3 separate regions of the Homo sapiens genome follow, and regions 1 and 2 are each linked to region 3. Evidence: chromatin loops called from intact Hi-C (ENCODE). Cell type or tissue: gastrocnemius medialis. All regions are shown on one strand. Links, peaks and the distances in the headings refer to the core of each region. The heading gives the core; the rest is flanking DNA. Region 1 holds the start of LINC00173 (long intergenic non-protein coding RNA 173). Region 2 has its middle 42 kb from the start of MED13L. Region 3 has its middle 22 kb from the start of MIR4472-2.

Evidence for each region. Peaks named below come from ENCODE experiments on the same cell type or tissue, not always from the same donor. Only the 100,000 strongest peaks of a DNase experiment are listed, where the experiment ranks them.
Region 1: a loop joins it to region 3, with 2.9 times the contacts of the local background. A loop is called at or near these places in 2 of 110 quality-filtered maps.
Region 2: it touches region 3 in a loop (10-fold over the local background); 3 of 110 quality-filtered maps call a loop at or near these places.

The regions. Positions count from the first base shown.
Region 1 is chr12:116,531,305-116,537,784 of GRCh38, forward strand. It overlaps LINC00173 (long intergenic non-protein coding RNA 173), which reads left to right and starts at 2,131. Exons shown (of 3, transcript NR_027346.1): 1 at 2,131-2,312; 2 at 4,816-4,907; 3 at 5,049-5,209. RefSeq lists silencers at 1,942-2,143, 2,048-2,097 and enhancers at 3,506-4,040, 6,081-6,310. In gastrocnemius medialis, for the core only: no CTCF peak of the experiment used is centred there; DNase peaks (open chromatin) are centred at 2,107, 2,797 and 3,374; H3K4me3 peaks cover 1,985 bases; H3K27ac peaks cover 1,746 bases.
Region 2 is chr12:116,316,793-116,323,272 of GRCh38, forward strand. No RefSeq gene overlaps it. Among named protein-coding and RNA genes, the nearest start is that of MED13L, 42 kb to the left of the region's middle. In gastrocnemius medialis, for the core only: no CTCF peak of the experiment used is centred there; DNase peaks (open chromatin) are centred at 1,599, 2,093, 3,229 and 3,720; H3K4me3 peaks cover 2,296 bases; H3K27ac peaks cover 3,292 bases.
Region 3 is chr12:116,403,228-116,409,707 of GRCh38, forward strand. No RefSeq gene overlaps it. Among named protein-coding and RNA genes, the nearest start is that of MIR4472-2, 22 kb to the right of the region's middle. In gastrocnemius medialis, for the core only: a CTCF peak has its summit at 3,545; DNase peaks (open chromatin) are centred at 2,123 and 3,554; H3K27ac peaks cover 1,860 bases.

The DNA of each region.
Region 1 (6,480 bases), core at 797-5,796, 130 kb after region 3:
ATACAAAAATTAGCCAGGCGTGATGGCGCACTCCTGTAATCCCAGCTACTCGGGGGGCTGAGGCAGGAGAATCGCTTGAACCCGGGAGGCAGAGGTTGCAGTGAGCCGAGATTGCGCCACTGAATTCCAGCCTGGGGAACAGAGGGAGACTCTGTCTCCAAAACATAAATAGATAGATAGATAAATAAACAAATAAATAAATGCAAATATTCAAATGAAAACTTACCCACAATTGTTCATAGAGCACTATTCACAATAGCCAAAAGGTGGAAACAACCCAAATGACCCCTAGCCAGTGAATGGATCAACAAAATGTGGTCCATCCAGGCAATGGAACAGCACTGAGCCATAAGAAGAAAGGAAGCACTGGCATGCGCTACAGCATGGATGAGCCTTGAACACATGATGCTGAGTGGGAGAAGCAGACACAAAGATTATATATCGTAGGATTCCACTTACATGAAATATCCAGAACAGGCAATCCATAGAGACAGAGAGCAGATTGGCAGCTGCCAGGGGCCAACGGGAGGGAAGAATGGGAAGTGACTGCTAATGGGTACCGAGATTCTGTTTGGGGTGATGGAAAACTTCTGGACCTGGCCAGGCATGGTGGCTCACCCCTGTAATCCCAGCAGTCTGGGAGGCCAAGGTGGGTGGATCACCTGAGGTCAGGAGTTCAAGACCAGCTTGGCCAACATGGTGAAACCCTGTCTCTACTAAAAATACAAAAATTAGCCAGGCGTGGTGGCAGGCACCTGTAATCCCAGCTACTCGGGAGGCTGAGGCAGGAGAATCACTTGAACCTGGGAGACAGAGGTTACAGTGAGCCAAGATCATGCCACTGCACTCCATCCTGGATGACAGAATGAGACTCTGCCTCCAAAAAACAAAACAAAACAAACAAATAAAAAAAAAAAAAAGATGGTGGCAGCTCACACCTGTAATCCCAGCAACTGGGGAAGCTAAGGCAAGAGGTGTGGCAGCTCACACCTGTAATCCCCAGCAACTGGGGAAGCTTGAGGCCAGGAGTTCAAGACTAGTCTGGGCAACATGATGAGATTTGATCTCTACAGAAATAAAAATAAAAATTAGCTGGGCATGGGGGCAAGCACCTGTGGTCCCAGCTACTCAAGAAGCTGAGGCAGGAGGATTGCTTGTGTCCAGGAATTCAAGGCTGCAGTGAGCTACGATCACACTGCTGCACTCCAGCCTGGGCAACAGAGGGAGACCATGTCTTTAAAAAAAAAAAAAAAAAAAAAAAAAAGATGGCGCTAGAGAGACAGTTGATACAGGGTATGGATGGTGACCATCATTGATCATCATGGCTGCTGGTGGGTAGTGGATGGGAGTGAGAACAGCATTAAGAGGAAGGCCAGTGATGAGGCGGGGACAGTGGTCCAGGAGGAAGATGCAGGTGGCCTGGACCAGGGGGCACACAGTGAGCCACGTGTGTCAGGCAAAACCAAGAGGGCTTAGTGAGGATCTGGATGCACAATCATTCAATATAGACTCAACTCTGCCCCTCCTATTCAGCACCTGTATGCACTTATGGATGGGAGGAGAGTGTTGGAGGGAGAAAGTATATGTTCTCATAGGGATGCTGAAGAACAGGTCAGAAGACCCCTGGCTTCAAATTTTGACTTTTTCATTGCCAGATCCCGAGAGAGTAACTTCGTTTCTTTGTGCCTGTGTTCCTTCCCCTGTAAAATCAAGGCCCCAACATGCACTTCATAGGTCGTTGTGAGACGGGGACAACAGCACCTGCCCTGGCTACCTCCTAGGGCTCTTGGGAGACCCAAATGAGTTGTTAATCCTTCAAGGACAACACAGATCACGTTGCTGGGCTGATGTCATTGCTTTTGGAAAGCAGGTCCCTTGAACAGATTCTCCCAAAGCAGTGACTTTAGGAACATCTCGAAGGCGACAGATTCCAGTTGTTAAGGCTACGATGAAATAGCAGAAGACTCTGGGAAGCAGCGTGCAACGAGTGGCAAAGGAGCCCCTAACGCTCTTTCTTCTGTGCTCGCCCCGCCCCCTCCGGCGTGGGCCCCGCCCCGACTAAGCCCCAGCCAGGCCCCGCCCCCGATGTTAGCGCAAGCCACGCCTCCTCAGCTCCCAGCCTTCTGGGTCCGAGGCTCCCACCTGCTCTAAGCGCTTGGTACCAGGGAGGGAATGGGAGGACGCTTGCGGGATAGGGAGGCGGGGGCTGGAAATTGGCAGGGTGAGAGCTGGGGAAACTAGTCTGGGACGCAGCCCTCCTTGTCCCCCTTCTTCATTCACCCCCTTGTTGAGGCCCTTGGCTTTTGCATAATGTAAGTACTTATTTAATGCGTGTGCTGGCTCGAGAGCTCTGCATTTGTCTTTCTGTCCTTCATATGCCAGTGTACCTCCGCCTTCTGTCTGTCTAGGTGGGAGCTCCTGGAGAGGAGGGTGCTTCCCAGCAGTTGCTGTTCGACCCCCAGCCCCGGGCCAAGGGCACAGAGAGAGAGACAGAGAGGCTGGGGCTGCAGTGGGGGTGGGGAGGTGGGAGCTGGGGCGGGGCGGAGGGAGCGAGGGGGAGGAATGAGAGCACCATATGACAGGCTTGTGGAACCACATCTGATGCCAACTTGGATGCTGTCCTTTTTCTCCAATAAAAGGAACTTTTCACTTGTTTTTCAGACACCCTTTAAAAAAATGTATTTAAAGAGGCTGGTTCCTATCCATCCGACTGGAGGCATCTCAGTGCAAGAGCAAAGCTAAGTCCTGCACACGCTCCTCCCCTCCTCCTCCTCCTTCTCCCCCCAGGTTTTCCCGAATGTATCTACTCCGGTTACAACTAGACGCGGCCCCTCCCCCACCTGCCTCCCCCCTTCCTTCCCTCGATCGTGGAGGGAGCGTTCTCTGTGCCTTCCCAAGTCCCCGTGGGGGACCTTCTATGTTGGAGTGGGGGGAGGGGGGGAGGGTCATATAACGAAGGCCAGAAAGAACAAATTAGATAATCAAAAGAATTATAGTAATTGCTTTCACTTTCCCCCGCCCGCTCAGCGGATTCCCTCCCCCGCCCCTCCCCTGGTTTTTCTGTCTGTCGGGAATACTCGGTCTTTCCGACCCCCTCCCCTCCCCCAGGTTCCTCCTCTCCTCTCCCCTTGCTCGCGCGTTCCCTCTCTTCCTCCGTTTTCTGGTGTGCTGGAACGTTCAGCGGAATATGATGAATGATCACCTGTCACAGCTTGTTTATTATAATGCAGGCAATCAATTACACATCCCCAATGCTGGCCGGCCCGCAGGAAATTTATATGCTCAGCACAAACCAATGTGAAAATGGAATCTCATTTGCCAAATGTCTTTCTCCCCGTACAGCACGATGATTACAGTCTGTGTTTGTTTCAACAGTCGTGTACAACTGACAGTGCCATCATTTACTGCCTGGCTCAGGTCACGTTACTCTAAGGCTTTATTTATGGTGTTACGAAGGGCAGCACAGGAAAAGGACAAGGGTGTCTGTCAGGGATGGCACTGTGTTAAAAAGTGGGCGTGCAAGGGCCGCATTCCCGGGCAGCCGCTGCAACCTCAGCCCCTGGGCCCTTACCTCCGCAGCCTCTCCCAGCATCCAGCTACCCAGACTCCAAGGCCCCAGGCGAGAGCCAGCTCTCGGTACCTGGAGCTCCACAGGTCCCAGAATCGGGGTGGATCAGAGTTCAAATTCTGGTTCTGCTACTGTCTAATTGCGTGCTGCAGGGACTCAATCTCTTCATCTGGGAAATGGGAGTAATAACCCTTGGCAGGAATGTTGCGATCCTCTGGGATGTCAGAGGTGTTGATGAATGTTAGTTCCCGGGACTTCGGAAAGAGGTCCCGTTGGAAGAGATGTGAATTGGAATTCACACCCTATATTAAAATCTCCTCCAATCTTCACCTCTGAGACATGGCTGTCTCAAGACTGTTTTGTTTCCCTTCCTGGTGGAATTTTGCACTTTTATGTCCTGTGTAGCAGCAGGTAGTGTGGCTTTGAGAAAATAAAATGGCCACCTTGCTCCGCTGTTCTTTCTTTGTAAAAAAAAAAAAAAAAAAAAAAAAACGGCATAGCAATCTTGGCCTTTCTAGCTGTGTGACCCCAGGCCGGTCAATCCCTCCTCCTCTCCAAGCCTCGGATTCCTCCCCTGAGAAGTAAAGAAAATAACTCCTAAACTGCCTCCCGAGGCTTGCTGGCAGGATCCAAGGTGTCCAGAGATGTTAAAAAAAAAAAAAAAAAAAAAAAAAAGCCCAGTAAATGGGAAAGTGAGGCTGTCACTGCTGAGTGGCATCCTGTTTTCAGGAGTTCTGGTTGGTCCCCAGAGTTCTGCTACACAAAATGTTGACCCAAATTTGTACCCCCACAACACTTGGTGTCAAGTGGGAGCTCAGAAACTGAGGGGCAGGCAGATGCTTTTATGTGTATTAGGTTGTCTTTTATTGTATTGTATAGTTCCTTTTTTTTTTTTTTTTTTTGAGATGGAGTCTTGCTCTATTGCCCAGGATGGAGTACAGTGGCACGATCTTGGCTCACTGCAACCTCCACCTCCTGGGTTCAAGCAATTCTCCTGCCTCAGCCTCTCAAGTAGCTGGGATTACAGGCACGTACCACCATGCCTGGCTAATTTTTGTAATTTTAGTAGAGACAGGTTTTCACCGTGTTGGCCAGGCTGGTCTCGAACTCCTGACCTCAACTGATCCACCCACCTCAGCCTCCCAAAGTGCTGGGATTACAGGCTTGAGCCACCGTGCCCAGCCTGTACTATATATTTCTTTATTATTTGACACGTGTATTTGTTTAATGGCCCTCTGCTCCACCAGTATGGAAGCTCCAAAAGGAAAGATACCAGATTGATCTTGATCACCTCTGCCTCCCCAGCACCTAGTCTTCCTTGGCACATCGTGAGTGCTCGGTAAATATCTGTGGCTTTAATGGATGAATGAATGAATGACTACATGGCTAAACTCCATTCTAGGGCAACATCTGTGGTGCAGTGGATGGGCCCTAGTGAATGGATATTTAACGGATATCGTACTATTCCTCATCTCCACAGGGTCAGGCTGTGCCACATCCACCCAGCCTTGCCTGGGGTCATTTATCCTACATGTACTCAGATCACGTGAACTGGTGATGGGCCACCCATGTGCCTGCCTGGAGACTCCTATTCACCCTTCAGATCAATATCCCCCAAATAAACTCCCAGTCACTCTGGCATCCCATGTTGCTTTGTGATCTCTGCCTCTCTCTAGACCATTTGGCTCCTATGCACAGGCAGCTATGTCTTTTTCATATTTGGGTCCCCAAAATGCACAGTGCGGTGCCTGCCTCAAAACAAATGCTTTTCAATCCGTCAATCAATCAGTTGACATGGATCATCTTTTCTCAGCACTGATGTATGGACTACAACTTGGAATTCCATTAAAGCTCCTGGGGTCAAGAAAAAAAGTGATTCAAGTTTATTTATTTATTTTTTTTTGAGACAGAGTCTCATTCTGTCGCCCAGGCTGGAGTGCAGTGGCACGATCTTGGCTCACTGCAACCTCTGCCTCTGGGGTTCAAGTGATTCTCACTCATGCCTCAGCCTCCCAAGTAGCTGGGCAAGAGCCAGCACACCCGGGCTAATTTTTGTATTTTTAGTAGGGACGGGCTTTCGCCATGTTGGCCAGACTGGTCTCGAACTCCTGGCTTCAAGTGATCTGCCCACTTCAGCCTCCCAAAGTGCTGGGATTACAGGCATTTAATCACTGCACCCGGGTGAGCCACTGCACCCGGCCAAGTTCATATTCTAAAAGTGAAACATTAATGCTGCATTGTGTATTTTTTGGTCAAGTGCTTCAGATGTGTGGAAGGAATTTCTTTGTATAAATGCAATTATTCGTCACCATGATGATAATTATAACGAGGGTGACTGCACAGAACTGTGCCTCCCCAGCAAGCATGGGCTGGGCAGGGCCGGGTATTCCCTTCGCTGACTTGCTTCACTAGTTGACTAACAGACCTTATTCCCGGGCCTGAGCTGATGATATCCTGCCAATGCCAGCTTCCCAACATGGAGGGGACGCAAGAGCGAGCGCCATGGGATCCTGGGGGAAAAGCAGCCTGTGTTTGCTGCTGCTTTGACAGTTGAGGCTCTGAGAGGGACTGGCAAACAATGGGAAATGAAACATTTGAGTGGTTGCAAAAAATTCCATGGGAAATCCCCCCTGGTGGTATTTATGTGCGACGGCTGTGACAAGGAGAGCGCAGGGCTTTCGATTTCAAGGGTTCCTGAGCAGACCACAATGGCCTTCCAAGATGGCAATCCCCGGGAACAGCTCTCTCGGCCACAAAAGGCCAGTTTGTCTGTCCAGGGAAGATCTGGCCCCATGCATCAAGTTGGCCATGAGCTGCAGTGTCTTCTTTGGGGCATGACCCACATTTATAGGGTCTGGGCCTCTGAACCTTCTGCTCCTAAGACAGATCTATCTCAGTTGTCCCTCTGGTTT
Region 2 (6,480 bases), core at 735-5,734, 86 kb before region 3:
CACGGTAGACTGAAAAATGGCCTCCCAAAAGATTCAGGTTCAAATTCCTAGAACCTGGGGATGTGACTTTATTCAGAAAAAAGAGGCCAAGCCTGGTGGCTCACACCTGTAATCTCAGCACTTTGGGAGACTGAGGCAGGAGGACTGCTTGAGGCCAGGAGTTTGAGACCAGCCTGGGGAACATAAGAAGAACCCATCCCTACAAAAAATAAAAAGGTTAGCTGGGCATGGTGGTGCATGCCTGTGGTCCTGGCTACTCAGGAGGCTGAAGCAGGAGGATAGCTTGATCCTGGGAGGTTTAGGCTGCAGTGAGCCTTGATGGCACCACTGCACTCCAGCCCCGGTGACAGAGTAAGACCCCATCTCTAAAACAAAAGGAAAGGAAAGGAAAACGATATTTACAGGTATGATTAATTAAGGAGCTTGAGATGAGACCATCTTGGATTAAGATCAGCCTTAAATCCAATAGAGATGCCTTTATAAGAGACTATAAGGGGGGAAGACACGCACAAAGGCGAAGGCCATGGAGGCAAAGTTGAGAGACATGCAGCCACAAATCAAAGAAGCCAGCAACCACCAAAGCTGGAAGAGGCAAGGAAGGCTTCTTCTAGACCCTTTGGAGGGAGAACGGCCATGCTGATGCCTTGATTTTAGACTTCTGGACTCCAGAGCTGTGAGAGAATAAATGTCTGTTGTTTTAAGTCACCTAGTTTGTGATAATTTGTGACAGAAGCCCCAGGAAACTGATACATCCTATAGCATCTTTAATGGAGAATGCAACCACTTGATTATACTGGGCAGTTCTAAGGATGAAGAAGATGATTCTGTAACATGTGTGCCTTGAGCATTTTGGTAGAAGCCAGCATGGGGCCCTGACAATCTAATCATTTAGAGTAGACAGACTTTTTTTTTTTTTTTTTTCTGGACACAATCTCACTCTCTTGCTCAGGCTGAAGTGCAGTGGCTCGACCTTGGCTCACTGCAACCCCTGCCTCCCAGATTCAAGCGATTCTCCTTCTCAGCCTCCCAAGTAGCTGGGATTACAGACGCACTCCACCACACCCAGCTGGTTTTTGTATTTTTAGTAGAGATGAGGTTTTACCATGTTGGCCAGGCTGGTCTCGAACTCCTGACCTCAAGTGATCCGCCTGCCTTGGCCTCCCAAAGTGCTGGGATTATAGGCGTGAGCCACTGCACCCAGCCAACTAGACAGACTTGTGTTCAAATTCCAGCTTCCCCTTGAATAGCTGTGAAATCTTGGACAAGTTACTCAACCTCTCTGAGCCTCAGGTTCTTCGTATGGGAAACAGGGGTAGTGCTTTGCCTACCTCGGGAGATAGGGGGATGATTCATTAGCTATGCCTGGTATGTACCTGGCATGCAGAAATTGTTTCATGAACGTCTGCTGTGATGGCAAACCTTTCGGGTAGATCCATCTAGTTTCTCACGCGTGCGGCAAGCGGCTGCCGTGTTTACCGACCGTCCTGTGACTGTGGGGACTGGCAAAGCTAAATGGCCTGAGTGGGTTGAACTGTGGCCGCACCTGGTTAGCACCGTTCTTTTTCTTCTTCTGAAGGAAAGGCGTGGCTGTTCCGAGGTGCCTTGTGAAATAGCCAGCCGTCCTGGGCTGCCCTTTCACTGTTCCTGCTGAAGCCAAAGGTGCCAGAAAAGCCTAGACATTGAGCTCCGCGCTCCCCAGTCGTGACTCTGTGTCTACGACGAACTTTCTAAAGGCAGTGGCTTATAAACGAGCAGTACTGACTCCATGGCGGTTCCATCTACTTCCCGAGTGTGTCTGTGTTCAGAGCGCTCCGCCATCCACAACCTTCCTACTGACTGGTTAGAAGGAGTACCTCCTTTCCACTCACTTAAAAGGACATTTTTCCAATGAGAGCAGGTCATATTTCAGACTGCATTGCCAAGGTACCAGGAGCCAGTAAAAGGGGGCATTTAAAACGGTATTTATCTTGACTGGCAAAACAGGTCATGGCTGTAAAAGAAACAGCTCTGGAGAAGGAGGCAGCCTCGCCGACTCTGGGCTCCCTCTCCCTACCCCCCCTCCCCACACTGTTTAAAGCATTCTGGAGCCGCTGCCAACTTTCCTGGCAAAGCTCTTATTTCTTTACATGTATGTTGCATTCCATCTGTTTAATGTGCGTTCTGTGCCATTCACGGATTTTGGCAAGGTCTGGCGAGGTGGCATGGCACGCTCAGGCTTGTGCTAAGCCAAACAGGGCATGGGGGAGAGAGGGACTGGAGGCCGACGAAGGAGTCCCGCTTCTCCCTCTGGCTCGGGGAGGCCTGGAGTTGCAAAGACGGAATAGGAATTGCATAGCAGTTTTCCTCCAGACGTGATTGAATCGTGCGTGTGCCACTGTTGCATTTCACCCTCCACAGAGGGGTTTCGGGGTGCGGTTTTGCAGTTTCTGAAACACAGCCAGAAAAATCGAAATGATGAAGAAAGGTAACAGTAGGGAAACCCACTCGTACTCATGGATCTGGGGTTTCCCTAGAAACACTGCAAGGCCCGGAAGGCCAGAAAATGCTAACACCTGGATCCGATAGTCCCGACGCCTAAAGAAAAATTGATCTCAATCTTTGCATTATTCTCAACAACCATTAAGTACTTGGTTGGTGAAGCGGAGGCAACGTGCTGTGATTTGGATCCAATTTCATCCACTTGGAAGACAGGAAAGCCAGGTTTTATCCACTGCCAAAACATCTGGTGAATTCAGTTAAAAAAAAAAAAAAGCACCAGTTTGGTGGGGGAGAAAACAAAACCCTCTAGAAACAGTTGTTGGGTATTGGGCGACCAAAATCATTCTGTTGATTGACACCCAATGTTCACTTTTCCGTTGGTTGCTGGTTGAGTAGAGCTTTTCAGAATGGGGAAAGCAAGACTTAGGCGAGAGAAAGGCAGATGACGGGGTTAAAAACATGAACGTTCACACTTTAAGAAAAAGTTAAGTGCACATTTCTTGAGTCCAGCCAAGAAAATGAACAGAATCTCCCTGTTAAGAAGTGGAGTTACTCACCTGATTGAAGAGAGATGACACGGCACAGGGGAAAAAAAAAAAAAAGGTACAGGCTCCTAATAAGAAACAGCCGCATGTGGGATAAAATTAGTGCAAGTTGTATAATCCCAGTTGGCCAGTTGTAAGAACAGGGAGGAGAAAGGAGCAGGGGGAACATGTTTCAGATGTGATTCAAGAGGTCCTGGAGCCCGTCCTGACCCTCTGGGTTGGAATTTCTGACTCTCTTCTCTGCCTTGACTCAGAATAGGAAACCGAATCCTGACCGCGCGTTTCTTTTTATAGAATTAAACTTTCTTGCCAACTTCCTCCAGAGCACAAGATTACCCCTCATCGTCTCTAAACAATACGCCAATCATCAGATGGAAGTGAGGGGGTGCACTGTCCTATTTGCACCAAACATAACCCAGGCCCCCGAGCAGAAGACAAACAACAGGAACAGAGTTTGGCTTTTGTACTGGGCCTGGTAAATACAACATGTTCTTACAGGTTGGAAAACCGTCTGGTTCCTCTTTGTACTTTCCCACTTTCTCCCACTTCTTCTAACTTGAATCTCATCGTTCTGCTTCGACATTGGCCAAGTTCACATTTGCCAGTTGCCGAGTGGATAATGGATGGTTTGTAAGATGAGTCGTATGCTAGGGAGACAGGCAGCTGAATGTATACTGTCTGTGTGAGCAAATGACTTCTTTTGAACCTGAATCCCCACCCGGCCCCATAGGCCATCCATGTGCTGATAGACATTGAAGAAGATGACAACAGAATGACTTAATGCCCATTCATTCAGTCGTCATATTTGTGCTGGCGAGGGAAACCTGCAGAAGCTCCCTTGCCCTGATAATCAGTTAGGAGGGGTCAGTCCTTGTGTGTAAGGTATGCTGGTGCTTGGAAGCCCAAAGGGGACATTAATAGAATGCAAAGTGTTTGGTAGTCCCTCATTAAAAATGGATTTTGTTTTCAGTGCTTTGAGGATGGGAATAGTGAAGTTGGAAACTGTGCTTGTAATTGGGAGCAGGTCTCCTGCCAGATTCTAACAGCTTTAAGGGATATCCAGTTTTGGGTTTACAGTACTACATTCTGGCTCATTGAAATTGCATCTAAACGTTGCCAGAATGTGTCATAAACTACAAAATCTGTACAAAAATATATTGACATAATGACTCTGTAGCCTTAAGTCAGAGGGGTGGGGGAGCCATGTGGCCCCATCAGCATTGTTCTTGCTCTGTCTCACAGCAGACTTGGGTCACCTGGGACAATTACCATTCATGGGATTCCGACCCTGGTCTGACCAGTTCTCTCAGCTGCTTAGAACAGCCTCACCCTGTCCCATGGTCACAAATAGCATCCCTGCCTGTGCCACACCAGATAAGGGGCTGGGGATCAAGCCCAGCAGAACCGTTCCCACTTGTTCCTAGAATAAAGTCCCTCATGTCCTGCTGGCCTCACCATTCTCAGTTCTGATCACTCTTCGCTCGCTGAACTCCAGACACAAAGCATCTTCTTTTTTTTTTAGACAGAGTCTCGATCAGTTGCCCAGGCTGGAGTGCAGTGGTGCAATCTTGGCTCAGCAACCTCTGCCTCCCATGCTCAAGTGATTCTCTTGCCTCAGCCTCCCCAGTAGCTGGGACTATAGGTGCCCACCACCACACCCGGCTAATTTTTGTATTTTTAGTAGAGATGGGGTTTCATCATGTTGGCCAGGCTGGTCTCGAACTCCTGACCTCAAATGATCCACCCGCCTCGACCTCCCAAAGTGCTGGGATTATAGGCGTGAGCCACCATGCCTGGCCAACTCTGCATTTCTAACAAGTTCCCAGGGGATGCTGATGCTGCCGGTCCATGGACCACGCTCTGAGTAGCCACGGTACCAACCTTTCTCAATCAGAGTTCCATGATAAAATAAAGCCTGACTGAAAATGAATTGAGCCACTACTCTCTCTGTTCACCTAAGGATGGTGCCTAACTAGAGCCATTGGCTAGAAGTTAATTCATTACATATCTTACATGCCTTAGGGTAGGTGGTTTTGTTTGTTTGTTTTAATTTTTATTCTTTTAGAGACAAAGTCTTACTCTGTCCCCCAGGCTGGAGCTGGAGTGCAGTGGTGTGATCATAGCTCCCTACGACTTCCAACTCCTGGGCTCAAGAAATCCTCCCATCTCAAACTCCCAAGTAGCTGGGACTACCGGTGAACCTAACCATGCATGGCTAATTTTTTATTTTTTAATTTTTGGTAGAGATGGGGTCTTGCTATGTTGCCCAGGCTGGTCTTGAACTCCTGGACTCAAGCGATCCTCCTGCCTCAGCCACCCAAAGTGATGGGATTACAGGTGTGAGTCTCTGCGCCTGGCCCGGGCAGGGTCCTTACTACTGACTTTTGGGCTGGAGAAATCTTTATTGCGGGGGCTGTCCTGTGCATTGTAGGATGTTTGGCAGCACCCCTGGCCTCTACCAACTAAATGCCAGCAGCACCATCCCCAAGTTGTGACAACCAAAAAATGTTTCCTGACATTGTCCAAGTCCCCTGGCGGGCAGTGTTGTCTCCCCCATTGAGAACTACCATCTTTACACGTTAGGGTGTCATTCTCTGGCAGTACCAGGTTGAGAGGGGTTGGGAAGTTGAAGACAGTGTTTTGTTCATGGCTATAATTCTGTTGCTTAGCACAGTACTCTGCCTATGGCAGACCCTCAATATGTGTTTGTTGATTGATTGAATGAATGAATGAATAAATGAAAATAAATGAATGAAAATGAACTCCAAAATCATGCTTGGCTCATGGGTAAATAGAACTCTCTTCACACAGCCTCCAACCTCCTCCACCCCACTCTCCTCCCCCCAACCTCAAATCAGTGGGCTTGTTGTCATCTAAGGCACAATTTTTCTAAATGTAGCATTTTCCAGGGTAAATATCCCTTTGAAAAAAATGTGAAGAAAAATTCTCGCTTGAGATCTTTTTTTAAATGTCTCCAATGACTAAAATCCTCTTACAGTAAGTACCCAGAGAATTGCATTTGCTTAAAGAAAAAAAAAAAAAAAACTGCCGTTTTTAGTCAAGAATGTAGAAAGTACTTGAAAATCATATACTTTTCCCCCCCATCTTACTGAGCAAATTATAAAATGGTAAAATTGATTTTAGTTCTAGATTGTTTTTAAAGCTCCACCTCAGACTGAGGCCTCATGGATAAAGTGGTACTAGGGACTTATCTGGAAAAAAAAAATCCCTATAGTAATAACACTGGAAATTCAAGGAGGAAAAACAGTAGTCACAGGGTTTTTGATTTGTTTTATTTAGGGGAGTATCTTATATGATTTCAAGAGGAAAATTACATATAAATAAGATCTACATTTTGCTTAAAACTATGGATTCAGACTGTATTAAAAAATACGATTAAACCAAGCATGGTGGCTCACACCTGTAATTCTAGCACTTTGGGAGGCCAAGGTAGGTG
Region 3 (6,480 bases), core at 608-5,607:
TCTTCTTGGCTTTAATTCACTCATTTAATAAGCATTTAATGAGCACCTACTCTGTGCCAGGCACTGCACTGGGAGCTGAGGCCAGAGACTGAAAAGTTCATTTTCTTTAAGTAGCTCCCAGTCTATTGGGAAAGCAGAAGTGTGAACCATTCTTATTCTGTGTGATTATTGAAACGTCTGCTTGGTAGTAATGATTATAGTTAACATGTGTTGGGTACTTGCCATGTGCCAGTTATGAAGAACTTTATAGGTATTATTATCTCATTTGATCCTTACGAGGTAAGACTTGATCCTCCATTTTACAGAGGGGAAACTGAGGCTCTGAAAGGCTCTGAATGGTCATGTCTGGGTTTCCAATCAAGGATGGAGGAGAGTTCACCAGGAGGCAGAGGTACTGCAAACTCCAAGCCTTGAGGGTTTGAGAGATCATATAGAAGTCAGAATGGATGAAACATAAAATCCTTGAACTATGAATCCCTGGCAGGTAACCCATGCCAGAAAGCAAAGTCACCAGGAGTGAGCAAGGAGCTGATTCAGAAGTTCTAGCCTCACATCTGATCAGCTTTAAGCATGTGACATTTATAGATGACTTAATATTGGTCGATCCCTACTGCACGCAGTGGCTCACGCCTGTAATCCCAGCACTTTGGGAAGCCAAGGTGGGTGGATCACTTGAGTCCAGGAGTTTGAACCAGCCTGGCCAACATGGCAAAACACTGTCTCTACTAAAAATATAAAAATTAACTGGGCATGTTGGCACACGCCTGTGATCCCAGCTATTTGAGAGGCTGAGGCAGGAGACTCACTTGAACTTGGGAGGCGGAGGTTGCAGTGAGCCAAGATCATGCCACTGCACTCCAACAAAACAACAACAACAACAACAACTGTGGATCCTAAAGTTAGGTTTAGGATTAGGATTTGATTTGGATCTGGGTTTATGCTTGGCACAAAGTCAGGGGCCTGAGATGTTAGGTATTACTTACAGTTACAGCATTCCTTGGTTTTGCCTGGTATGGATATGCATGAATTTCAGTTACGATGTTTAAGAAATAACAGGAGTCCCCCAAAACGTGGTTCAGATTTCATTTTCCACAGTATATCGAGTGTGAATAATTGCATCAAGTGCAAACTTTGCTGTTAGCTGGTCAGTCCACAAATCACTATGTAAATAACAGACGCATAGACACGTATCATGATCAGCAAAAATCACGTCACTTCTTTCAAAGCCTGTTGGTGTCTGGTCACCGCACGTCGTTATTCAGTTCACACACAGCTAAGCGTGCAGCTGTGTTGCCTCCTTCTCTCTGGGTGATAACTCACTTGACATTTTACATAAATGGATAGTAAAAAGAAGGAATTAGCCAACAAAGATGAAAGTGCGGGCTGGGCGCGGTGGCTCACGCCTATAATCCCAGCACTTTGGGAGGCCGAGGTGGGCAGATCACTTGAGGTCAGGAGTTCCAGACCAGCCTGGCCAACATGGTGAAACCTCGTCTCTACTAAAAATACAAAAATTAGCTGGGCGTGGTAGCGGGCACCTGTAATCCTAGCTAGTTGGGAACCTCAGGCAGGAGAATTGTGTGAACCCGGGAGGCAGAGGTTGCAGTGAACTGAGATCATGCCACTGCACTCCAGCTTGGATGATAGAGTGAGACTCCATTTCAAAACCAAACCAAACCAAAACAAAACAAAACAAAATAAAACCCATAGATAGATATACTGATTGGCTCACACATTGCAGAGGTTGGCAAGCCCAAAATCTGCAAGGTAGGCTGGCAGATTGGGGACCCGGGCCAAGGAAGAATTGCTATTGTGGTTATCTGGAGGCAGAATTCCTTCTTCTTCGGGGCAGGTCAGTCTTTTTCTATTAAGACCTTCAACTGATTGGATAAGACCCACCACATTATAGAGGACCATCTGCTTTACTCAAACTCTACTGATTTAAGTGTTCATCTTATCTAAAAAATACTTTCACAGGAAACATCTGGAATAATGTTTCACCAATGATCTGCATACCATGGCCCTGCCCAAGTTCACACATAAAATTCACCATCCCAGGGTTATAGAAGAAATAGATGAGGGAAGTCACTGTGAGGAAAAGGACGAAGTCCATCCAGAGGAAGTGAGGCTGGCAGGAACTCCTGCGGACATTTCACAACACTGAAAGTTCAAAGGATACAATTTTGGAAACTGATCCAATCTTAGAAAGAAATATGACAATTCGCCAAGGCATAGAACAAGATGCTCCCTCTGTATCATTAGTTAAACAAGAAGCTGGCAAGCATGGTTCAGGCTATTCTTGATAGTTTTTACACAAAGAAATACAACACACACACACACACATATTTTTTCTTAGGGTCTCACTCCTGTCGCCTATGCTGGAGTATAGTGGCACAATCACAGCTGACTGCAGCCTCAACCTCCTGGGCTCAAGTGGTCCTCCCACTTCAGCCTCCTTGGTAGCTGGGACTACAGGCATGCACCACCATGCCTGGCTAGTTTTTATAGAGACAGGGTTTCACTATGCTGCCCAGGCTGGTCTCAAACTCCTGAGCTCAAGTGATCCTCCCTCCTTGGCCTCCCAAAGTGTTGGGATTACAGGCGTGAGCCACTGCTCCCAGCCTACAGTTATATTTTCAATGTTTCTAATGTTCTAAATTGAAGTATAAGAAAGAGATGTTAGTTTTACCTAGTTTTTCATTTCCTTAAACATTTATAGCCAACAGTAAGAGAGTTTTAGTGTTTTGACAGAAGATTGTTAAAGGTCACAGAATAATCTTATTTTATCCTGTTGGTGATTGAGATCTTTTTGTACACTTTCAGTTTGCACGGTCATTCTTACAGTCCACATGAATGTGCAAAGTGAGATTGGCTGTGTTATTTGTATCATCATCATCAGCATCATCATGTTCTCCACCAGGCAAGTGGGGTAAACACCCAGGATGCAAGGCCAGGGGTTGAACTCTTTTTGACTCCCTTTTCTTTTTTCTTTCTTTTTTTTTTTTAATTTTTATTTTTGTATTTTGAGACAGGGTCTTGCTCTGTCGCCCAGGCTGGAGTGCAGTGGTGCGATCTCAGCTCACTGCAACCTCTGCCTTCCAGGTTCAAGCGTTTCTCCTGCCTCAACCTCCTGAGTAGCTGGGATTACAGGTGCCCGCCACCACCCCTAGCTAATTTTTGTATTTTCAGTAGAGACAAGGTTTCACCATGTTGGCCAGGTTGGTCTTGAACTCCCGACCTCAGGTGATCCACTCAGCCTCCCAGAGTGTTGGGTTTACAGGCGTGAGGCACTGCGACAGGCCCTCCTTTTCTGACCCTGGGCAAAAAGGCCCCTGCAAAGTTCCAGGCCAAGGCCCTCTCAGCCCTGGCCAACATTGTCCTCTCTCTGCAGAGGCTGGGATACTCTACAGTCCCAGGAAGCTTCCAAAAAGGAGAGCTCAGTTTACAACCAATAAAAATAACTCAGGGGTGACAAACAGCTCCAGGGCCCCAGGGGACGCTCTTATGCAATCTGCCTTGATTTCACAAGCCCTACATGGAGCTGTCAGCAGAGGCAGACTGAGATGCACGCCCTGGCTGACACCACAGGGCAAGGCCCCTCTGGCTGCAATGACTGGGAACAGTGACTTTGGCTGTGACTGGAGGTGGCTCATTTACAACAGAAGACATGCAAAAATAGCGCAGCTGATGGATTGGTTGGTTGTTGGTTGACTGACTGATTTAAATACATAGTATTTCTTTTTCTTTTTAGGCAAAGTATACTAACAATGGATGATCTCAGTAGAAAATTCAGAGTATGCATAGGCCAAAAGGAAACAAATAAAAACTACCAGCTGGGCGTGATGGTTCACACCTGTGATCCCAGGATTTTGGGAGGCCGAAGCGGGAGGATTGCTTGAGCCCAGATGTTTGAGACCAGATTGGGCAATATAGGGAGACCTCAGCTCTACAAAACACAAAAAAATTAGCTGGGCATGGTGGTGCACACCTATGGTCCTAGCTACTTGAGAGGCTGAGCCTGGAGGATCACTTGAACCTGGTAGGTCAAGGCTGCAGTGAGCTATGATTATGCCACCACACTCCAGCCTGGGCAATAGAGCAAGACCCTGTCTCTAAACACAATAAAATACAAACTACCCATAGTCCAACTACCGAGAGAGCACCACTGTTACTTTCAGCCTTTCAGGCTTTTCTAGAAGCCAAAAGCATATAGTGCCGAGCTTCAGACTCTGATGCCAGACCACCTGAGTTCCACTCCTAGGCTGCTTAACATCTCTTGCACCATCTTCCCATCAGTGAAATGGGAATATCAATCACAGCCTTTATTACTTTGTTGTATGGTTAGGGATTTTCTGTTTTTTACTGTGAAAGAGGTCAAGAGGAAGAGCCTTGTGGTTAAGTCTTTGTGTACATTCTTTTCTTTTTCTTTCTTTCTTCTTTTTTTTTGAAATGGTGTCTCACTCTGTCGCCCAGGCTGACATGCAATGGCGCCATCATGGCTCACTGCAGCCTCAAGCTCCTGGGCTCAAGCAGTCTCCCTACCTCAGCCTCTCATGTAGCTGAGACTACAGGTATGTAGTCTCACACTTGGCTAATTTTTAAAATTTTTGTAGAGATGGGGTCTCACAAGTTTACCTAGGCTGGTCTTGAACTTCTGGCCTCAAGTGATCCTTCTGCCTTGGCCTTCCAAAGTGTTGGGGTTACAGGTGTGAGCCACTGCACCTCGCCTGTGTACATTTGGAATGATATCTTAGGATAAATTATTGGGAGGGCAACTACAGTGTCTAAGAGAGTACCCATTTTGTTTCATCTCCTGCCAAATCAGGAAACTGATTAAAATGAGCTACTTGGTGACTGGTAAATTAAATGAGCTATGCTGTGGCCCATGCCTGTAACCCCAGCACTTTGGGAGGCTGAGGCCAGCGCATCACTTGAGGTCAGGAGTTTGAGACCAGCCTGGCCAACATGGTGAAACCCCATCTCCACTAAAAATACAAAAATTAGCCGGGCATGGTGGTAGGCAACTGTAATCCCAGCTACTCAGGAGGCTGAGGCAGGAGAATCACTTGAACCTGGGAGGTAGAGGTTGCAGTGAGCCAAGATCACACCACTGCACTCCAGCCTGGGCGATTGAGAAAAAAATAAATAAATAAGAGAAGGATCTGGCTTGGAATCCTGGCTTGCCATCCCACTGGCTGTGTGACCTTGAGCAAGTGGCTTCCCATTGCTGGGCCCCAGTGTTCTGGGCTAATATGAAGCCATCTCTTAGGGAAGGTTGTCATCGGGTTAGAAATAATGGGTGAACAGGACAGAGCACGTAATCTGGTGCTCATCGTAAAGATCGTAGTAGTAGTAGCCATTATTATTTATACTAGCCCAGAGGGAGATGGATTTTCACATGCGTAACAGAAAGAGGCAGCGGGAGCAAGCTGTGGTCACAAGGGCATTCTGCAGGAATGTTACAGAGAGAAGAGAGAAGACCTCTGCCAGTGGGGTGGAGGCTGCTGGACTGAATGTTCATGTCACCCCCAAATCCTTATGTTGAAATCTTAACCCTGAATATGATGGTGTGAGGAGCAGGCCTTTGGGATGTAATCAGGTCATTCATGAATGGGGTTAGTGCCCTTATAAAAGGGACCCCAGAGAGTTCTCTCACCCTCTCTCCACCACGCGAGGATACAATGAGAAGTTGGCCGTCTGCATCCTGGAGGAGGGCCCCAACCAGAACCTGGCCATACTGACACTCTGATCTCGAAATTCCAGCCTCCAGAACTGTGAGCAATAAATTTCTGTTGTTGCTAAGCCACCCAGTCTATGGTACTTTGTTACAGCAACGAGGGCTTTCTGTAGTCCTGTTGGAGCTGGACAAACACTGAGGCCTCAGATGCCCAGAATTCATATGCTCCAAGAGGCTTCCTTTTGTTTTTGAGACAGAGTCTCCCTCTGTCACTGAGGCTGGAGTGAAGTGGTGCAATCTCGGCTCACCGCAACCTCTGCCTCTAGTGTTCAAGCAATTCTCCTGCCTCAACCTCCTGAGTAGCTGGGGTTACAGGCGTGTGCCACTACGCCCAGCTAATTTTTGTATTTTTAGTAGAGACAGGGTTTTGCCATATTGGCCAGGCTGGTCTTGAACTCCTGACCTCAGGTGATCTGCCTCGGCCTCCCAAAGTGCTGGGATTACAGGTGTGAGCCACCGCACCCGGTCTCCAGGAGGCTTTCTGTGTGTACACACGCATGTGTGTGCACACATACACACACACACGTTCATTCAGCTCAATGCAACCAGCCACTTTCTGCTGTTTAAGAGAAGACAAGCACTGTGCTAGGTGCTAGGGATACAGACATGAATGAGGCACAATTTTTGTCCTTAAGAAAAGCACAATTTTGTAGGAAACCACAAAAGGAAGCACGATCACATCATGTGTCCTGCGCAGTGGCTAAGATGGACTCCGGTGAGAGGCATTTAACCCATCCATATGC